Linked DNA regions of Homo sapiens: all the other regions are linked to region 1. Evidence: chromatin contacts called from ENCODE Hi-C or POLR2A ChIA-PET data. All regions are on one chromosome and are shown on one strand. The core of a region is the stretch at or near the end of the contact, and the rest is flanking DNA. Distances in the headings are between cores, read along the strand shown. Region 1 holds the start of TGFBR3 (transforming growth factor beta receptor 3). Region 2 has its middle 150 kb from the start of CDC7. Region 3 holds the start of EPHX4 (epoxide hydrolase 4). Region 4 holds the start of BTBD8 (BTB domain containing 8).

Region 1 (3,452 bases), core at 544-3,043:
TAGGAGAAATCTTAAGGCCTTAAACTTAGACTTTATAAAAGCAGAGGCTAGCTCCATCTGGACTGTTTATTCCTTCAGAATATTATGCCTACTTGTATTCCCAATGCCTGACTCAGGGCTCTCCCATAGTCAGTGCTCAATGAATATTGGTAAGGAAAAAAATGGTTCAGTGAGGAGATTTTTGCAGTAATTCAGGTGACTGATGACATTTGACCTTTGTGAATGAATCTCCAATTCTGCAATTGGGTGGATTCTCTGCCTATAGGTACAAGAGGAAGAGGACGAGAAATATTTCCTGTTCTCTCAATAACTTTCCAAATAACATGTCATAAGAAGCCTCCTCATTCTACTCTCCAACATATTAAAAGCCTAGGATTGAGCCAGGTGCAGCGGCTAACGCCTCTAATCCCAGCACTTTGGGAGGCCAAGGCAGGCGAATCTCTTGAGCTCAGGAGTTTGAGACCAGCCTGGGCAACTAAGTGAGACCCCCGCCCTGCCAACCCCCTCTACAAAAAATACAAAAAGTTAGCTGGGCGTGGTGGCATTTGTCAGTAATCCCAGCTACTCAGGAGGCTGAGGTGGGAGAATCGCTTGAGCCTGAGAAGCGGAGGTTGTAGCGAGCTGAGATTGAGATTGTGCCACTGCACTCCAGCCTGGGCGACAGGGCGAGACTCCATCTCAAAAAAAAAAAAAAAAAAAAAAAAAAAGGCATAGGTCCATAGCCCTTTAGAACTGGAAGAAGCCTTCTAGGCCAAGCCCTTCATTTGAACTGAGCCTTGACGGGTATTAGCCGTTAGCCATTTGTGGAAGGTCGCACAGTAGTCAGGACTGGAAGTCTGGTCTTTGAAACCTGTCAGTCCACGGTCATTTCACCTGCCTGTTTGTAAAACAATGTCCTGTTACTTAAGTATACTTTTTAATAAGAAAAACTGGGTGTAAGCAAGAGTATCAGAGTGGTGTTCTGGTGCCAGCAGTTCAACTTCTGCAGCGTGTACTTCACAGGCACAGGTACTTAGGACGTCGCACAGGCACAGGTACTTAGGACGTTGCCCCGCCGAGACTGTCGTTCATATCGCGCCCACCTCCGGGTAACGCCGGTAATGCTGACCTAGCTCCATTATTTGTATTAATTTATTTAGCTAGCAGGGGGAACGGCTGGGTAATGCAGTCTCAGCTGCTGGAGGGGAAGAGGCAAGACTCCGCCGGCGCCCACCATCAGAGCGTGACAACAAGCGGGACCGGAGGTTGGGAAAAAGCACAGGGACAGAATGAATGTGTGCATGGGGGAGCTCTGCTGGGGAGAGGGCAAGAGGCTGTGATCAGATTATCTGAGGTTTCAGAACTTTTATATAAAGACCAAGGAACCAAATGAAAATCCAACTCTTCCAGGGAGCCCTGGAAAGTTCAAAGGACCTCGTTTGAGGGAGCGAGTCCCCGCAGCTCGTGCCCACGTCTCCCTCGCGCTTCCCCCAGGACAGGGGCCGCCCCAACCCGGGCACGCTGAGCCCGGCCGCGCCCCTAGCCCCTTCTCTCTCGGCCTCCTCGTCCCGAAGGGAAGCACAGGCTCGAGCAGCATTCGGGGCTCATCCATCAGCCGCGGAGGCAAAGGGGGAGGAGAGAGGAGGCGGGAGGCGGGAGGCGGGAGGAGGAGTTTCTGGGCGGCCGAGAGCCCCCGGTGGGGCCGGCGGAGGAGCGCCCTTCCCCCCGCGCGCTGATTGCTGTGGCGTCCTGCCCGTCCCCGCCCGCGTGTGTGCGAGGGAGGGCGAGTGCGCCGGGTCGGCCTGATGGGGGTAATCGAGGGTTTCGGGGACGCCGAGCGGCACTTTCCTCTTCCCAGCGAGTGAAGGAGGGCAGTCGGCGGCTCTCGCGCCCCGGCCACTTTCCCTGCGCGATTCCCGGAGCTCCCTGCAGGAGGTGAGAGTCCCCAGCGGGTCCGGATGGCGTAGTTTTGCCGCGGCGCAGCAGCTGCCGGAGCTCGCCGCCGCCGAGCGCTGGGCGGGGAAACTTGCCGCCGCTTTCCTCCAACTTGCTGCGGGTGGATCTCCGCTGGACACACCGCCTCCGAGGTACGTGCCGGCCCAGCCCCGCGGCGCTGCAGCCCGCCCGGGCTGTGGGCTCTGCAGGCTGCGCGGGTGCCCGTCGGCGCGGCGCGGGCTGCCAGTGCCTACTTACCGGCCAGGGTCGCTCCAGCCGCCAGGACCTCCGGCCTTGGGAGGGAGGCGCTGGTGGGGCGGTGTTTACCCTCCGGGGAGCAGGCACCGGTGGCCAGCGGTGCGTGGGCAGCGGCCGCACGGGGCAGGCAGTGCCCCCGGCGATGCGCAGTGCTGGGGAGGAATTCTCCACGCCCGCCCTCACTCTTCCTCTCCGCGGGTCCTTCTGACCCCTGCGGGGCGCGGCGGCCACTTCCCTCCGGGCGCGTGACAGCTTCGGTGGGAATGGTTTGTTGTGGGTTCGCAGTCAATTGCCGTGGCCCAGGCTGTGGCTCCCGGACTCGTGCACGGACGCGGTTTGCGTTCCCCGCTGGCCGCGCCCTCAGGGTGCCTTGCGGGCTGAGCCGCAAGCTGCAGCTCGGCCCCCCCCCGCCCCGGTTTATTTTGAAGGCTCTCTTCTTGTATTCATTTGGTTAGGACAAACTTGGAAATCTTGGACTGTCGCTAGAAGAATCTGCTTGCAGACTTGATCTTATTAGGGCATTTGCCCCGCTTTGCAGAATCGCATAGTGTCAGGAGCCGACGTGTCAAGCATGAATTACCTTGGCAAAGTAGAACTTAGTGGATTTGGTGTCCTCACGAAAAGCTGGAAGAAGAAAACCGTTCCATTTCCCTAGCTGTGAAGTGAGGATAGTAGTACTTGCCCCGTAAAGTTGCTGTGAGCATCTAATGATTTAATGTGTGTGAGGTGCTACAACAGTGCTTGGCACCGAGTAAGCACCGCACGGAGGTTAGCGCTGCTTGCCGCTAGCCCTGCGGTGGCAGGATAGGAGCGGCGAGGGCAGAGGATAGTAGGAGTGACAGGCTGTGCTGGGGAACCAGGCGTATTCTGAGTTTTATGTCCTTCCGAAGAAGTGAGCGGTTTGGGAGAAGTCTCCACAGGTAGTAAAAACACACGTCAAGACCGTTTCTTCTTCCTGAATGCAGAGTGCAAACAGTTACTTCAGTGTGAACTCAGTTGTTTCTTTTGGATAATAATAACAGCTAACGTTTTCTAAGCCCATACTGTGTGCACTTAATCCTCACAGCATCTCTATGGGAAAAGCACTATTAATAACCCTATTTTACAGATAAGACACTAGAGGTTAAGTTACTTGTCCAAGATCATACATAACTTTCTGTTAGTTCTGACTCCAAAGCTACCTTCCTTCCTCAGCGGAGAGCGGCAAGTGCAGGCCGATTTGTGTGTACATAGATTTGTGTGCATAGTCCATGCATCTTCTCCCATCTTTCAGCTTTCTA
Region 2 (3,321 bases), core at 325-2,824, 230 kb after region 1:
TATGTGCTGTTGTGAATTAAGAACTGAAACCACATCTTACTGACACTTTCCCCAAAAACACTCCTTTAGAATAGATGTTAATGAACATTCTATAACAAAATGCAACGCCAGCAGCATGTTTTCTGCTAACATTGAGAAAATTTCTGAGTACTTATAAGTTTGTTATTTGCCTTTTAGTTTGGTTTATGCTGTTCATCAACATATCTTTAAAAATTTTTATATAGGTCATATTTATCCAACTTTTCGCTAATGGTTTCTGCTTTTGGGATCATCCACAGAAAGTCTCCCCTATCTCATAATTACATAATTACCTAGCTTTTCCTCTAGGACTTTTACAATTTGATATTTTACAATGAAATCTTTAACTCATCCGGATATTTTTAGATGTGCCCCTCTTTTGATGTCCTTGTCTCTCAGTAAGGCAGAATGCTTTCTTTATCTAGCTTCCTCATTTCTTGTTATATTAATTTATTAATTCCTGGGCATTTAAAATTTTGTTGTTGTTGTTGCTATTGTGAAAGGAATTTTTTTCCCATTGTATTTTCTAACTGGTTATTGTAGGCATTTGGGAAGAACTCTGTCTCTCTATGCTTTTTATATGAGAATATGGTGACCAGTCATCGGACTGAGGCCTCAGGCCTAGTGGTCTTCCAGTTGACTTGCTGGTCTTCCAAGAGTTAAAACTGAAAAACGATATTATTTCTTTCTAGTCCTTTTAATCTGAAAGTCACAAAATAGTACCTTGTTTTGATTGCATTTCTTTGGCGACTGTTGGGGATGAACATCTTTGCACACATTCATTTGGCATTTGTTTTCCTATAGTGAACTGTCCATTCATATACTTCGTTAATTCCTCTATTTGGTATTTGTCATGCTTTTATCAATCTGATAAAATTATTTTAATTCATTTCCACTTGAAAAATATACACTAACCTATTATTTCTGCCCAGAGAGGAAGAGTCACCAAATATCAGATACAAATGTGAGCATGGGAGCACTCTAGAAAGGCTAGGAATCACTGCTGGAGGCTGCACGCCTGTACATTAACTTTTTGTCCCTTGGTCCTTAAAATCCTATAGGAAGCAGCCAGGTGACCAGTAAAACAGGCATCCTGCATGGAGAAGGTGCTGTTCCAAATCAAGCAGCCCCAGAGCCTCCTTGGCCCCAGCCCTCCCTAAGTTGTCACCTACTGGGCCCCCACCTCCCTTCACACCGGGTGGTCTCCCTGACAGGTTTGAAGGGATTATCCAGGATCAATATTAGAAATAGTTGTATTTTTTTCTAACTGGAGTTAAGTTTATAAGCTTTTTTTATGTAACCACCAAACACCAGAAATAAAAATCTGGATGAGAGCCAGTTTGACTTGGAGCCAGCACACTTTCCCATAGCCAGGGAGCTCGCCCTTCATCCCAGTTGTTTTTCCCCTAGTTACTGACATTTCCTCCCAAAAGCTGAATCAACTTCTCAAATTCTTCATCTGAGTAATTCAGGCCCCCAGTGATTCCTAGAAATCTTGCCCTCCCAGTCCAGCCCCCACCCCCAGCCCAGCCTCTGACACCTGAGCTGCAACTGGGGCCAGAGGAGGCCCAGGCTCCATGCGGTGGCCCAAGCCACGTGACCTGGCCTCTGGCTCTTAGAAAGTTTCTGGGGGAGTTTTAATTGCCGGCTCTGCAAATGCAAAATGAGGCCCTGGTGGACGGGGGAGAGGGGAGCAAGAGCATCTGCAGGCTGGTCCGGTAAAGAAGGGTGGGAAGAGGTCTTGTTCATACTAATTCCTAACTAAGGGCTAGAAGAAGACCAGCGTCCATGCACAGTTTATCACCCAACACATATGTGTTGAGCACCAGCTGTGTACCAGGCACTCTCCTAGGCACAAGTGAACAAGACCAGCCTGGTCCCTTCCCTGGTAACAGTTACTGCCCGGTGGGAAAGACAGACATGGAACAAGTAATTTCACATCACAAGCTCAATAGTCACAAGTGTGAGAATTCTGCTTATACAAGTGGGAACAATTTCATGGCCTTGCTTATGAGCTCTTTTCCTTTGAAAGGATTCAGAGAAGTGGCAACAAGACTGCCCCAGGGATTTTTGATAGCGCTCCTTTCTTTTGCCTCCTACATTTCAGGGTGGGCCATCCTGGGAAAACAGTCCTCCCTGGCCTGAGTGAGACCAGAAAGGGACGGCATGGGAGAGGCTAGGCAGTGTTGGAGTCACCCTCTCCTCCCTGCTTGGGAAACTGGTCTTGAGGTTCAGCCTTGCCACTCTCATGACCTTCCACAGCACTTGAGACTGGTCCGAGACTCAGCCAGATCACCCCAGGTTGGCCTTGGAAGTCACCTCTGAGTCAGTTCTCACTGACTAGCACATCCAGGGCTCCTCCCCTCATCTCCCTGCTCTTTTCTGCTCAGAACTCATGTTCCAGATGGACTCAGCTGGCAAGTGTTTGAGACATGTCTCAGCATCTTGTGATGTGTTACTGAACCTCTGGGCCTTGTGTGGGCTGAGTCACTGACTCTGACTTGATCCCTGATGCATATTGGCCCCTTCTTCCTGGGTCCAAAAACCAAAGCCCATCTTTGGAATGCAGGCCACAGAGTGCCTGCCACCAGGCCTGGAGGGGACCACTCTCCAGGGAGGGACAGTCAGTTGGACCTATCTGCAGTTTTTCTGTTCTCTCCCTTTTTCCTCTATACTGATTCTTTCTGGGAATGTGTTTGTCAAGGGAAGGGGATATAAGGACCATCCCAGACACTGGGCCTTTCTCCCTCCCAGCTCTCTTCCTCACCTCACTTTTGTTCTACCTGAGCTATGAGACCAAATACAGCTGGGAATCCTGCCTTGACAGGAATATTCTTCTATCAAAAAAGATGAATTGTTTTTCTAGCAACTTGGGGTAGGTGGTGAATCGGTGAGATCAGGAAATGAGAGGGGAGGCAGCTTTTCTCTTGTCATGGTTGAGAGCATGGATGCCAAATTTAGACTGTCTGGATTTAGACTCCGGCATTGCCACTTCCTAGCTGAATCGACTTGGGTAAGTTTCCTGTGCCTCAGTTTCCTCATCTATAAAATATGAATAAGCACCCAACTCATAAGACTGTTGTAAAGATAAAATGAGCTACAACATCACAGAACTGTAAAAAGTCCCTAAGATATAAGCGTTAGTAGTAGTGCTTCTTATTGTTGGTATGATAAGCTCTTAGGGAGGTTCTTGTTTGTAGCTTTTTGCAGCTTCAGGCTGGTATTTTTACATACGGATTCCCTTCTCTGCCTTTTCTGCATCAATACTCCATTGCTACTCTGGCATCTTTTCTTCCATTTCTG
Region 3 (3,067 bases), core at 559-3,058, 140 kb before region 1:
GTCAGGAATTCAAGCAAATACTAAGCAGGCTGAATTGAGGAAAGTAGAGGGAACAGCAGGAATAAAAATCTCTGAAAGCAAGCAAGCTAGGAAACAAAAAGAACCAAAAGCTAAACACAGACATTGGGTTTTTATAGCAGGCAACTCAAGCAACTGAGTTTTCAGATGTGAAAGAATCATTTTGCAGATTCAGAAGATGAGGCCCAAAGATGGTAACATGAGTCATAAAATGGTTGAGAGCAGGGCTGTGACCAGAATCTCCATCTTGTCCTAACTCCCAGGACAATGCTCTTTCCACTCGGTTCTCTGTCTCTGGGGAAGCTCTTTAGGCGGCCAGAGCGAGGGGAAAAGTGTTTTATGGAATTCCAGATGGTTCTTATACTACTTTTACCCCTCAGGTTGAACAGAGATAACAAATCTGACTTTACCCTCAGCTGCACGATGGCTTCCTAGAGGTTCAATAACTTTTTTTATTGGTGGTGAGTCTTGGAGGATTAAATGTTATGGGCACTGCAATGGATTTAATTAACAGATACTTTATTGCACTGACTATGCATCAGGCATTGTTCTAAGTTTTTCGTGTTTGTTTTTATAAATATTAACCTATTTAATTCTCATGTCGACCCCAGGCAAGAAAGAAGTTCTCTTGCCCTTCTGAACTTCAGCTGCGGGGCAATTTAGCTCCTAACAGGAAATAAGGACTTGGTGACATAAACATCCCCTCTTATGAGGCTGGGTTTGAAAGGCCTGTGAGTCAGACTGCAGGGTGTATCACGGGAACTATTTCCCTTCACCACCTGGAGCCTCAGGAAACAGAATATTTGTGGGCTGTGAGGAAGCTTGAACAATTAGCGTCTGCAGGCATGGCTGGATTTACCTTTTATTCCATTCCTTTCTTTGGTCCCTGACTTCATAAGTATGCATTCCTCCCCACAACACACACAATTTACTTATTGTTTCATGCAACCTAAGTCGTCTGTGATCATAATAAACTCATGACTCCCAAAGACTGACTGTTTACTCTTATTATCTCTAAAATTGGGCAAGAACAGCCTCCTGAGACATTAGGATGCCACGAGGAACAATTCTCTACAGCTGATCTGAGCTCTAAAGGGCAAAAGGGTGACAGGAGACAGCTTCCCCTTGCAGTAGGAAAAAGAGCAGGTTTATTCTGGGTTGTTGTGGCGCCGGGGGGCAGTAATATAAGAGGCCCCTGATTAGAGAAGTTCCACATTCAGAAACCAATCAAGGTGCCTGCAAAGACCGAGTGCTGTTTATCTGTATCTCTCTCTCTCTCTCTCTCTCTCACACACACACACACACACACACACACACGACACACAGGGACCCAACCCCTCCTCCCCTCCTGCCAGGACACTAGGGGACGCTGAGCCAGCGTCTCGGAAGGAGAAGCCCGGAGCCCCCCACCCTCGCGGCGGTCACGCTCCCTCCCGCTCCCGCCAGGCCCGCGCGGCCCTTCACCTTGATCCGCACGTAGCAGTGGGTGCCCAAGGAGGGGTCGCTCAGGCACGCGGGAGGGTGCTCCCGGGCGGGCCGCCGGAAGGTCTGCGCCGGCCCCTTGCCGAGGCTCCACAAAAGTTTGAGCAGGTGGATGGAGGCGCAGAGCCCGCAGTAGCAGTAGACCAGGGACCAGAAGAGCAGGGACCGGAGCGTGAGCATCAGGCGGGGCAGGCAATCCCGCAGCCTCGCCATTGGGAGGCGGCGGCGGGGCCCACTGCCCTTCCTCGGGAGCGGGTGAGCGAGCGCCGCAGCGCGCCAGGCCAGCCCGCCGTCGCCTCTCGACGCGCGCCTCCCCCGGCCCGGGGCGGCCGGCGTTCCGTGTCACCGCGGCGGCTCCGCACACGCGCCGCGCCCAGCCCGGAGCGCGCAGGGGAGAGCCGGGCCTGCGGGGTGCGGCGGGCCAGGCCGGGGTGCAGAGCTTGGCTGTCTTCCGCGGAGAGCGAGATCCCGTTTCAAAATCGCAAAACTGTGGGGGAGGATGAAGGCGAGACTTTCCCAAACCATCCTGGGCACCAAAGAAGGTAGCGCCACTCAGTCTTCTTTGTTGTTCTCAATGTATCAAGCAAAACTATTTCTAAGCCCACATATTCGTGTGTCATAGTTCAGGGACACAGGTCAGCGACAAACTTCCATGCTATTACACCCAAAGAGATTCTTTAGAGTGCAAAATCACTCTGCACTCTGAAAGATACCAGCCTTCCTCTTCTCAAAATCTTTCGTGGAATCATAATTTCTGTAGAAATCCGCCTATGCCTTGCCTGGTTCAGCCACAGCAAACTTACAGAGAGCTGCAACCCCAGGGATACAACGAATGCTTCAACAACGTGACGCGGCAGAAGCCTGGCCAGAAGGCCACACACCTGAGAGTTCGTCGAAGGGCTGGAAGCCGTGAGAGTGACAGTCCTCGGTAGGTATCTCAGCCTCAGCACCGACATGGCCACTCTTGTCCTGACCTCTTCTATCGTCCAGTTCACTGTTAGAATTTCATTAAGCCTTTTCCCAATCACCGGGTCAGGTATTAAGTGTTCATTTTTTATGAGAAACTGTCAAACTGGTTTCCAAAGTGGCTGTACAATTTTGAATTTACTTCAGCATGTGTGAGTTATACAATTGACCTTTGAACAATGCGGGGGGTTAGGGTTGCTGAACCCTTTCACATCTGAAAATCCATGTATAACTTTTGAGTTCCCCCAAACTTAAGTACTAATAGCCTACTACTGACCAAAACAATTAACATATGTTTATGTATTACATACTGTATCTTTATAATTAAGAAAAATGTTAAAATCATAAGGAAGAGAAAATACATTTACTATTCATTAAGTGGAAGTGGATTATCTTAAGAGTGTTCATCCTTGTCATCATCAGGTTAGGTAAGCTGAGGAGGAGAAAGAAGAAGGGAGGTTGATCTTCCTGTCTTGGGGTGAGGGGGAGGGAAGAGGTGGAAGAAAATCCATGTGTAAGTGGACCTACACAGTTCAAACACATGTTGTTTGAGGGTTAACTGTATTTTGCTCTTTTTTTCTAGGGTCTTGAGTTAGGAACT
Region 4 (3,152 bases), core at 104-2,603, 190 kb before region 1:
GGAGGTTGAGGCAGGAGAATGGCTTGAACCCGGGAGGTGGAGGTTGCAGTGAGCCGAGATCGCGCCACGGCGCTCCAGCCTGGGCGACAGAGCGAGACTCCGTCTCCAAAAAAAAAAAAGTAGAATGCTGCACAACTTTTAATTATTAGTAATTATGTTTACCTCAGTGGTTCTCATAGTCACCCTAGCCAGCAGCATTAGCATCACTTGGGGCCTTGTTAGAAATGGAAAATTTCAGTGATGCCCACCCAAGTTTAAGAATCAATGTCTTGCTGGAAATGTAAATTAGCTAGGTCATATTTCTAAGCTTCAATTTCTTTGTAAGCTGAAATTACTTTAGCTGGATTCCCAATAACCCGAGAAGGATATCCATGAGGCTTACAAAGGTTAAATGTCAGGAAGACCCTCCATTTGCTTTGGTCCTCACAGGAGCTGAGAGTTGCTGGGAGCTACAGAGAGCTCTAGGTGGAGAGAGGAATCCAGGTCGCAATCAGGAAGCATTTCTGGTAAATTGTTTAAAGAGACCTCAGAAGAGACCTCCAAGACTATAGTATTGTTCTTTCCTCATTTCAAATAATCGTTTTCCTAATTTTATTATTTTTCTTAAAATAGTATAAGCTTATTTTAAAAATTGTGTAAGTTTCAGGACCTGGATCCACCCGACCTTAGTGATTGGAAACAACTAAGCGTGCCTGTGTTGAGATATTTCTAGCAAACTAGTGCTGCACACGACTAAGCTTTTTTTGTTTTCCTTTTGAATCTGGTACATGGTGTCGAGGTGCTCGGGATTGTTTATTCAGGGCGAGCGAAGCCACTTTTCGGAATAGTGGGGAGACTGGCTAACGACCCGCAGTCGCCTGAGGCGAGGAGAACCAAGTGCTGAGGGAGGGGGAGGCAGAGCCGAAAGAAGCCTCAGCTTCGGGGCGGAGGTGGGCGATTTAGGAACTGAAGCAGCCAGAGTTCCCGCCTCCTCCTACCTGAGCAAATCCTGGCTGAGCTGCTCCGACACCGTCGCCTTCAGCCGGCGCCGCTCACACGGCCCCTTCCTTTGCAACCCCTTACTGCAAACTCCAGCGGACCCCAGAAGTACCATGGGGGCCGCACTGCCTTCCCCACAGCGAGCCATGTCTCACAGAGGTACGACGCCCTGGAGGCCCAGTACTTGGCCTCACTTGCCCCGCCCAGGAGGAAGAAGGGGGCGTTTCCGACCGAACGCTCGGCTCCTACCCAAATCCGCCCCCTAGGGTAAAAGGTTGACGCCTCTCGTCGGTTTGTAGACAGTCTCCCAGAGAAGCCGGACCGCGGTGGGGAGCCTCAGAATCCCAGAACCGAGCCGGCTCTTGACCCAGGAAGAGCGTGCGCAGGCGTACTCGCTCTGTTTACTTCTGCCGGCGGGCACCCCGCCTCCCATGGCTCAGGCGCGGACCATCCCGCGGGGCAAACCAATCCTCAGGCTCCTTATCCCCTCCCCTCTTCTTTCCCTTCCGGTTGGTGTTCATTCATTTCAATGTTTTACTGAGGCTCGAGTTCAAATCAGCACATGCAGCCTTTCTATGCTGTGTCTTCCTGACAGGTCTACACTTTTTTCCAACGAAAGACTGGGCGAGTCACACCCCCTCACTTACCTGGCTTCTTAACCCTGAGGTATAAATGTTTGGGGCAAGAAAAATTGGCGATGGGAGGAGTAGGGGAAGAACTTCATAAACTGCCAGTCAGAACAATTCTGAGTTCAATATAAGAGATACTTACAGCATCTAGAAGGCCCCATCCCCTTCTTATCCAAGGAGTGGCTCATACAAGCTTTTGGACTTGATCGGAGAAAGCACAGGGCTTTGCATATAAAGCCCTAACATTTATGACCAAGAAGGGAGAAATAGGTAAGGGGCAAAGTCTTTGAGCAGTGAAGTGATGGATGGATGAAATATAGAATTCTCTTTTGTCCCAAATAAAGTAGCAAACTGATTATCATTTAAGGTTTTGGTATTTTTTATTTGATTACTGCCTCCAAAATAAGGAAACTCAGTAGTTCCGCTTCGGGCCGGGCAAGTCCCATCTACTTGGGAAGCGAGGCGGAATGATGGCTTGAGCCCGGGAGGTCGAGGCTGCAGTGAGCCATGATTGCACCACTGCACTCCAGCCTGAACAGCACAGCAAGACCCTGTCTCAAAAAAAAAAAAAAAAAAAAAAATCTGTTTCATTCACAAACTCTACACACAAGGTGAAGAATAGTAATTGCTTGGAAAATACATTGGCCAGGTTGCGGTGGCTCACACCTGTAATCCCAGCACTTTGGGAAGCCAAGGCGGGAGGATCACTTGAGCCCAGGAATTAGAGACCAGCCTGGGCAACATAAGGAGACCCTGTCTCTACCAAACAAAAAAAAAAAAAAAGGAGGCGGGGAGGGGAATATATGGACTTTGTATTTGTACCATAAGATTGGCCAAGAGGTAACCATTTCTTCAGATAATGCCCCCTCTCAAATATTCAGACATCTTAATTCTGAAAAATATAACTGGATAATTGATTTTTTAAAATTAATTCCCAAATGCTTGGATGGATAATTGATTCTTAATTATTCCTGTAGAAACGAGGGGTGTCAAAGATAACATAATAGTAGCTTATATTTGAATCCTTATTATGTGATAAACGCTACTCTATTTGCTCTGTGTGTTTTAACTCAGTTAATCCTTACAACAACCATTTAGCTAGGTACTGTCTTCAGACCTATTTACAGATGAGGAAGCTGAGGCATACAAAGGATAGGTAAACTTGGCCAAGGTCACACAATGTCATATATCACACTATAATATATGGTGTGTTACACCATAATAATGGTGTATTATAACCCAGGCAGTATTTATATTTTGACTGGCAAATTTAGTCAATTTACATATACTTTTCGTAGGAATGTAAATTGGTGCAGCCATTATGGAAAACAGTATGGAGGTTCCTCAAAAAATTAAAAATAGGACTATGACATGACCCAGCAAACCCTCTTCAGGTATATACCCAAAGGAAATGAAATTAGCACCTCATAGAGATATCTGCACTTTCATGTTTGTTGCCCCATTATTCACAATAGCTAAGATATGGAAACAACCTAACTGTCCCTAGGATAGATTAACGGATAATGTTGTATATATACAATGGAA

What was found. Hi-C counts contacts between places; a loop is a spot of excess contacts on that map. ChIA-PET counts read pairs that join two places held with the same protein, here RNA polymerase II (POLR2A). Pooled maps may share reads with other maps.
Region 2: a map of ascending aorta shows a loop between it and region 1 (6-fold over the local background). The contact joins the enhancer-like site here to the promoter of TGFBR3 in region 1. A Hi-C loop is called at or near these places in 1 of 168 maps with a recorded cell type or tissue (ascending aorta), 1 of 37 single-sample maps with no recorded cell type and 8 of 50 pooled maps. POLR2A ChIA-PET finds 5 or more read pairs at or near these places in 3 of 52 experiments (HepG2, WTC11 and activated T-cell).
Region 3: a map of naive thymus-derived CD4-positive, alpha-beta T cell shows a loop between it and region 1 (4-fold over the local background). The contact joins the promoter of EPHX4 here to the promoter of TGFBR3 in region 1. A Hi-C loop is called at or near these places in 1 of 168 maps with a recorded cell type or tissue (naive thymus-derived CD4-positive, alpha-beta T cell). POLR2A ChIA-PET finds 5 or more read pairs at or near these places in 1 of 52 experiments (GM10248).
Region 4: a map of naive thymus-derived CD4-positive, alpha-beta T cell shows a loop between it and region 1 (14-fold over the local background). The contact joins the promoter of BTBD8 here to the promoter of TGFBR3 in region 1. A Hi-C loop is called at or near these places in 1 of 168 maps with a recorded cell type or tissue (naive thymus-derived CD4-positive, alpha-beta T cell) and 6 of 50 pooled maps. POLR2A ChIA-PET finds 5 or more read pairs at or near these places in 1 of 52 experiments (activated CD4-positive, alpha-beta memory T cell).

Annotation. Positions count from the first base shown.
Region 1 is chr1:91,884,492-91,887,943 of GRCh38, reverse strand. It overlaps TGFBR3 (transforming growth factor beta receptor 3), which reads left to right and starts at 1,793. Exons shown (of 17, transcript NM_003243.5): 1 at 1,793-2,066. RefSeq lists silencers at 1,527-1,666, 2,017-2,096, 2,107-2,316 and enhancers at 1,459-2,221, 2,222-2,985.
Region 2 is chr1:91,650,049-91,653,369 of GRCh38, reverse strand. No RefSeq gene overlaps it. Among named protein-coding and RNA genes, the nearest start is that of CDC7, 150 kb to the right of the region's middle. Within about 2 kb of position 1,574, at least 17 of the 41 ENCODE cell types and tissues checked have a DNase peak (open chromatin) inside an H3K27ac peak, as active enhancers do; they include ascending aorta, where a contact is called at or near this core.
Region 3 is chr1:92,028,726-92,031,792 of GRCh38, reverse strand. EPHX4 (epoxide hydrolase 4) reads right to left here and starts at 1,808. Exons shown (of 7, transcript NM_173567.5): 1 at 1,483-1,808. The coding sequence starts at 1,713. LOC124904218 (a long non-coding RNA gene) reads left to right here and starts at 1,406. Exons shown (of 2, transcript XR_007066222.1): 1 at 1,406-2,428. RefSeq lists an enhancer at 1,608-2,109.
Region 4 is chr1:92,078,546-92,081,697 of GRCh38, reverse strand. It overlaps BTBD8 (BTB domain containing 8), which reads right to left and starts at 1,353. Exons shown (of 18, transcript NM_001376131.1): 1 at 978-1,353. The coding sequence starts at 1,126. RefSeq lists an enhancer at 1-80.